Regions from separate parts of the Homo sapiens genome. Here all the other regions are linked to region 1. The links are chromatin loops, found by intact Hi-C in ENCODE. Cell type or tissue: lower leg skin. All regions are shown on one strand.

What was found. Peaks named below come from ENCODE experiments on the same cell type or tissue, not always from the same donor. Only the 100,000 strongest peaks of a DNase experiment are listed, where the experiment ranks them.
Region 2: it touches region 1 in a loop (4-fold over the local background); 81 of 110 quality-filtered maps call a loop at or near these places.
Region 3: it touches region 1 in a loop (8-fold over the local background); 82 of 110 quality-filtered maps call a loop at or near these places.

What each region holds. Positions count from the first base shown.
Region 1 is chr16:21,581,007-21,583,506 of GRCh38, forward strand. No RefSeq gene overlaps it. Among named protein-coding and RNA genes, the nearest start is that of METTL9, 17 kb to the right of the region's middle. In lower leg skin, no CTCF peak of the experiment used is centred here; no DNase peak of the experiment used is centred here.
Region 2 is chr16:21,640,951-21,643,450 of GRCh38, forward strand. All of the region lies in intron 4 of METTL9 (methyltransferase 9, His-X-His N1(pi)-histidine), which reads left to right. IGSF6 (immunoglobulin superfamily member 6) reads right to left here. Exons shown (of 6, transcript NM_005849.4): 5 at 2,124-2,204; 6 at 1-643. The coding sequence ends at 584. It also overlaps the pseudogene RNU6-1005P and the pseudogene RNU6-196P. Among named protein-coding and RNA genes, the nearest start is that of IGSF6, 10 kb to the right of the region's middle. In lower leg skin, no CTCF peak of the experiment used is centred here; no DNase peak of the experiment used is centred here.
Region 3 is chr16:21,707,635-21,710,134 of GRCh38, forward strand. OTOA (otoancorin) reads left to right here. Exons shown (of 29, transcript NM_144672.4): 13 at 2,254-2,469. Among named protein-coding and RNA genes, the nearest start is that of OTOA, 45 kb to the left of the region's middle. In lower leg skin, no CTCF peak of the experiment used is centred here; a DNase peak (open chromatin) is centred at 1,077.

The DNA.
Region 1 (2,500 bases):
GACATCATCTCTACAAAAAATTAACAATTAGCTAGGTATTGTGGCATACACCTGTAATCCCAGTGACTCAGGACGCTGAAGTGGGAGGACTACCTGAGCCCAGGAGTTCAAGGTTGCAGTGAGCTATGATGATCATGTCACAGAACTCCAGCCTGGGTGACAGAGGAAGATCTAGTCAAAAAAATAATAATAATAAAAATAAAGGCAAAGTTTGTAATTAGGCTTTGTTTCCCTACCCAAATCTCATCTTGAATTGTAATCCCCATAATCCCCATGTGTCAAGGGCAGACTAGGTGGAGGTATTTGGATCATGAGGACAGTTTCCCCTATACGGTTCTCATGATAGTGAGTGAGTCTCAGGAGATCCGCTGGTTTTATAACCATCTGGCATTCCCTGTGCTTGCACTCACTCCATCCTGCTGCCCTGTGAAGAAGGTGCCTACTTCTCCTTTGCCTTCTGCCATGATTGTAAGTTTCCTAAGGCCTCCCCAGCAATGTGGAACTGTGAGTCAATTAAACTTTTTCCTTTATAAGTGACCCAGTCTCGGGTATTTCTTCATAGCAGTGTGAGACCCAACTAATACAGTTTGTATTCCATGGATGACTTGAAAAAACAAAATAAAAATGGGCAAAGATTTGAACAGACACTTCACCAAAGAAGATATACAAATGGAAAGTAAGTCCATGAAAAGATGCTCAACATTATTGGTCATTAGGAAAATGTAAATTAAAGCCCTAATGAGTCACCCGTACATAACAATTAGAATAGCTAAAATAAAAACTGAATACCAAGTGCTGACAAAGGATGTGGAGCATCCAGAACTCTCATACATTCTTGGTAGGAATTAAAATGATACATCTACTTTAAAAAACAGTTTGGCAGTTTCTTTTAAAGTTAAATATACAGCTGACATATGATCCAGAAATCCCACTGCTAGCTTTTTTCCCAAGAGAAACAAAAACTTATGGCCGGGCGTGGTGGCTCACGCCTGTATTCCCATTTGAGATCAGCCTGGCCAACACGGTGAAACCCTGTCTCTACTCAAAATACAAAAATTAGCCAGGCCTGGTGGCGCATGCCTGTAGTCCCAGCTACTAGGGAGGCTGAGGCAGGAGAACAGCTTGAACCTGCGAGGCAGAGGTTGCAGTGAGCCGAGATCGTGCCACTGCACTCCAGCCTGGGTGACAGAGCGAGTCTCCGTCTCAAAAACAAACAAACAAACTAACTAACTAACAAAAACAAATGGAACAGAATAGAGAGTCCAGACATATATGAAAAATTAATATGAAATGTGACTTTCTTTTAGGTTATCTCAACATATTATTTAAAAATAATTATTTTTGGGAGGCTGAGGTGAGCAGACCACGAGTTCAAGAGATCAAGACCATCCTGGCCAACATGGTGAAACCCCGTCTCTACTAAAAAATACAAAAATTAGCTGGGCGTGGTGGTGCATGCCCAGCTACTCTGGAGGCTGACGCAGGAGAATCGCTTGAACCCGGGAGGTGGAGGTTGCAGTGAGCTGAGATTGCGCCACTGCACTCCAGCCTGGCAACAGAGTGAGACTCTGTCTCTAAATAAATAAATAAATATCTCATTAAAAATAATTTTAAGACGTTTAAGGCCAGGCGCGGTGGCTCACGCCTGTAATCCCAGCACTTTGGGAGGCTGAGGTGGGTGGATCACGAGGTCAGGAGATCGAGACCATCCTGGCTAGCACGGTGAAACCCCGTCTCTACCAAAAATACAAAAAAATTAGCCGGGCGTGGCAGCGGGGGCCTGTAGTCCCAGCTACTCGGGAGGCTGAGGCAGGAGAATGGCGTGAACCTGGGAGGCGGAACTTGTAGTGAGCCGAGATTGCGCCACTGCACTCCAGCCTGGGCGACAGAGCTAGACTCCGTCTCAAAAAATAAATATATAAAAAATTAAAAAAAAGACGTTTAAGTACTTTTTAATTATATAAATTACATATTACTTTTGCTGAAGATTCTGAATCAGTATACCTGGGATAGCCAAGGAAGCTGCATTTTAACCAGCACCACAGGTGATCCTGACGCTAGTGATCTGAGGCCTGTTTTGAAAAACACTAATGCGCTGGCCAACATGGTGAAATCCCGTCTCTACTAAAAATACAAAAATTAGCTGGGTATGGTCGCGAGCGCCTGTAATCCCAGCTACTTGGGAGGCTGAGGCAGGAGAATCACTTGAACCCAGGAGGCAGACGTTGCAGTGAACCGAGATTGTGCCACTGTACTCCAGCCTGGGTGACAAGAGCTAAACTGCATTTCAAACCAAACCAAACGAAACCAAACCAAAAAAACCACTAAGGCGGCTGGGCACAAGAAGAATTGTCTTGGGCCGCACATAGAATACACTAACACTTGCTGGGCATGGTGACTCACGCCTGTAATCCCAGCACTTTGGGAGGCCAAGGTGGGCGGATCACCCGAGGTCGGGAGTTCGAGACCAGCCTGACCAACATGGAGAAACCGCGTCTCT
Region 2 (2,500 bases), 60 kb after region 1:
GCTTTTATGGTCTTACTCTAGCCACTATATTATTCTCATTTTGCTGATAGCATGATGTAAGTTACTTTGCATACCCTGGCAGGCAAATGTGCGTTACCCCACTGCCCCATTACAACATCAGAGGAAATAACTTTACTAAGGTGCTTTTCAAAATGAATGTCTCTAACTCAAATTTTGTCACGTTGTCCCTCCCAACTTATTTTAATTGTGCCATGATTTCCACAAACCATAAAGGTGATTCTTCCACTCAAGACTGAGGCACATGGTTTGGCTTCAGATCTTCAGGATGGCAGTCATCACACATCTCATGTTGAATGAAACAGACTCAGGATACAAGTTTAAAATAGAATTTTTTTTCTTGGCAAATTTGGAAGGTATTTTTCAGTTGCATTTTGTTGGGTTTTAGTATTTTGGTAATGACTATTAGTTATAGTTTCCTTACATTCTGACATCCTTCTTTGTAGCCAGTTGTCTTTTCAGTTTACCTTTATTTTTTTTTAAGACCTGATGATATATGTTCATTAACACTGCCATAGCTCCTGGAGTTGGATTTTCAGTGACTTCATTGAAAATTAAAACGTTTCTATGGCCTTTCATAGTTGGAAAGTACTCTTCTGTTTTCATAAGTGTTGTTATCTTTCTCCTGCAATAATAAATAAATAGAAAGCCATGTTTAAGGTTATGTAACCAATGAAGCCAACTGCCAAGGAACATGCAAACCACTGGGCCATCTTGGATTCTGGGTCCTAAGTGTCCATATGGTAATCTTAAAGGCCAGATTACCGTTTTCCCCATCCGTATTTAGAGTAGGATGTGGGAACTGAAAAATACTTTTTTTTTTTGTTTGGATGCTACTGTCAAAATCGTGGCTGGGAGCTTTACAATTCTCACTTCTAAGACTGCTTTCAGGCCACATACCTCGGCCTTGTTGTTGAAAACATGTCCCAGCCTCAGAAAGAAAAATGATTTGTAATTACTCAGCATGGCATCTTAGTAATTAGACCACCTATCTTTATGTATTCATATATACACTGTAGGATGAAACGACTACTTAGACAATATTCTTTCCTTGGCAAAAATCCTTTGTGAAAGTTAGATTTTTAGCGCTTGCTTTGGCAGCACATACACTAAAATTGGAACAATATAGAGAAGATTAGCATGGCCCCTGGGCAAGGATGACACACAAGTTCGTGAAGCGTTCCATATTTTTTTAAAAAGAAAACAATTAAAGTAAAAGTTGGACTTAAAAAAATCGCCTTATTTCAGTCTCCTGATGCATTTGCCCTCTTGGCTGCTGTTTAAGAGGAAAATATCTTTACTAGTTTATCAGTTCAGCTTATTTTGTGCTCGCTTTGGCAGCACTTACACTAAAATTGGAATGATACAGAGAAGATTAGCATGGCCCCTACACAAAGATGACATGCAAATTTGTGAAGCATTCCATAAATTTTAAAAAATAAATAAAAATAAATTAACCTTATTTTGTATACATTTTAGCTTATTTGAGCTATCTCATCATGCATCATGGAAACAAAGTATCTGTTCTATTGGCATTAAGATAATATTTTGTTTGAAGAACCTGTTTATATAAGACTTTAAAGGAATACTTTCAGGATGTATTATAGATATACATGTATTCTTTTCAGTTCAACTCCAGACACTGGAGAAATACTTGTTTTTTAATATCATTAGCTGCATCTTTTCTAATGTGAATTTATTTTTGCCTTATAAGTAACAAGTAATTTTTTTTCATAATTTGACCCACAAACATTTGCAGTATCTACTGAACGCCTACCACTGCATGCAGGATACTGTACAGAGTAGCTTTTAATCTATCCTTTTAAAGCATCATTGTCTGTATTGAAAACATTGCTCGTGTCTAATGTGTTTCTGAAAGTTTCCATGTCACTAAGATGCCAGCCTGGGGCTATTTAATATTGTATCAGATGTCTTTTGTTATGTATTTATTAAAACAGGTTCTATATAAAAATACATTCTTGTGAAAGTTCTCTTTCAGACTCTTCTGAAGGAAAACATGGTTCTTGACAGCTCCTTGGCAGCTTAGTTTTTTCAAACGTGCTTTATATCTGTATTTACATTTTTTTTTGACATTTTACACTTACAGATTGCTGATTTGTTTCCACATGTCTCTTATGGTATAGTTCTTGAGCAATTTCCTGAAAAATACGCCGAGCACTCTTCTTCTATAAAGACAAATGAGAAAAAAAAATTCTCTTTTGGGAATATAAGCGATGATAACGACGCATCATCAGAACTTTTCTTGCTCTATTGCCACCGGTCCCAAAAACTACCCCCTCCCCCAACACATATGTGCCTACAGTTAACTCTTTTGTATTTGAGAACTTTAAATATAATTTATGGTTGAGAACTGTCCAATTTAAGTCACAGTTTACCCCTTGAGATTATTTTGTCATTGAGTTTCTCAACAATAGGAAATAGTGTCTGCAGTTGAAAGTTACCTTGATATTCTGTTTAAACT
Region 3 (2,500 bases), 130 kb after region 1:
TTCTTTCTTTCTTTCTTTCTTTCTCTTTCTTTCTCTTTCTGTCTCTCTCTTTCTTTCTTCCCTCCTTCCTTCCTTTCTTTCTTCTCTTTCTCACTCTCTCTCTTTCTTTCTTTCCTCCTTCCCTCCCTCCCTCCCCCTCCCCCCCCCATCCCTTTCCCCTTCCCCTCTCCTCTCCTTTCTTGATGGAGTGTCGCTCTGTTGCCAGGCTGGAGTGCGGTAGCACGATCTTGGCTCACTGCAACCTCTGCCTCCCAGGTTCAAGCAATTCTCTGCCTCAGCCTCCTGAGTAGCTGGGACTACAGGTGCACGCCACCACGCCCAGCTATTTATTGTATTTGTAGTAGAGACGGGGTTTCACCATGTGGCCAGGATGATCTCATTCTCTTAACCTCGTGATCCGCCTGCCATGGCCTCTTAAAGTACTGGGACTACAGGCGTGAGCCACCACGCCCGGTCTGTGCACTTTATTTCTATTATTACATTGTAATATATAATGAAATAACTATAGAACTCACCATAATGTGAAATCAGTGGGAGCTCTGAGCTTGTTTTCCTGCAACTAGACGGTCCCATCTGGGGGTGATGAGAGACAGTGACAGATCATCAGGCATTAGATTCTCATAAAGAGCGCACAGACTAGGTCCCTTGCATGCACAGTGCACAATAGGGTTTGCTCTTAGGAGAATCTAATGCCGCTTCTGATCTGGCAGGAGGCAGAGCTCAGGCGGTAATGCTCACTGGCCTGCTGCTCACCTCCTGCTGTGGCTGGTTCCTAACAGGCCAGGGTCCCGGTGGTCCCCATCTGTGACCCGGAGTCTGGGGATCCCTGGATTTCGGAGCCCCACCCAGTCTCTGATTCAGGAGGTCCGGGAGCAGCCTGGCAATCTGCGTTTCTAACAAGTTCCCAGGTGTTGCAGATGCCGCTGGGTGTGCTCCACACTTTGGGAGCTGCCACTGTAGTCCACCCCTTCGTTTTACAGATGTGGAAACTGATTTCTAGGTAAGGCAGTTGCCGAACTTAGAGAACCCAGGCGCTTTGACAGTTGTTTCTTCTACTTCACTCTGCTGCCCCCCAGTGGCTATTTCAATATTGCCAGAAACCCGTTTTGTGCACCTGCCTGAAATGACTACGTTATTACGTAAATTCGGGTGTTAAAATATGAACCATTCTTGTTTTTTGTTACAGAGCTCATTGTATAGTAGGTGACTTTATCACATTCCTTACCGAAAGCAGCTGTAACGCACACTTTACTATCATTAGGCAGGCATATTGCAATAAAATAATTATTAAAATGATCATAGAAATGTGCAAAGAGGTGCAAGAGATAATTTTAAGAAGAGTAAATTGTGCTTCTGTTCATATTACAACTCTGTAAAAACTATGTAGTGTCTCTATATTTATAAAGGTATAAGAAATCTTGGAAGCATATACACCCAATTGCTAATCATGGTTATTTTTATGTGGTAGGATGTTCAGGAGACTTTTACTTTCTTGTACTGTGAAGAGTTATTTTTGGCTGGATGTGGTGGCTCATGCCTCTAATCCCAGCACTTTGGGAGGCTGAGGCATGTGGATTACATTAGGTCAGGAGTTTGAGACCAGCCTGGCCAACATGGTGAAACCCTGTCTCTACTAAAAATACAAACATTAGTGTGGTGGTGGGTGCCTGTAATCCCAGCTACTCAGAAGACTGAGGCAGGAGAATCGCTTGAACCCGGAAGGTGGAGGTTGCAGTGTTGCAGTGAGCCAAGACCACACCATTATACTCCAGCCTGGGTGACAAGAGCAAAACTCTGTCTTAAGAAAAAAAAAAAAGTTATTTTTACACAGATTATAAATTATCGTGAAAAGGCCCCTGGCTATTTAATGAAAGGAAAACAGCCTGTATATATGGATATAGAGTTCAAGGTCACCAGAGGACAACAGATGCTATAAGAGTGTGGTGTAGTTATAAAAGGAACATTTCTTTCTGACATGGATTAAGGTTGATTTAATAACAAATTAATATTTAAATGAAGTACAAAGGGAATTTTTGGCACATGAAAGCTAAGGCCAGAAGAGGTGTCCTCCGTGTGGTGTCTCACTGTCTGGGCATGGCAGGAGTCCCTTTCCTTCATCGTTTCTGAGCCCAAAAGCTTTGATGGAACAGGGTCAAGGGAGGTGCTGTGGAGTCCTAATAGCCCTGGATATGGTCAGAGGGAGCCACCGCCCTGCTTCCTGTCAACACTCATTCCAGTTTGCTCTCCTTCCAGCTCAAAGCAGAACTCCTGGACATTGCCATGGAGAACCAGACCCTCAATGAGACCCTGGGTTCTTTGTCGGATGCAGTTGTAGGTTTGACCTACAGCCAACTGGAATCCCTCTCCCCCGAGGCTGTGCACGGAGCCATCTCCACCCTCAACCAGGTCTCAGGTTGGGCCAAGAGCCAGGTCATCATCTTGTCTGCCAAATACTTGGCCCATGAGAAGGTCAGCTGGAGTTTTAAACTCTTTTTTATTC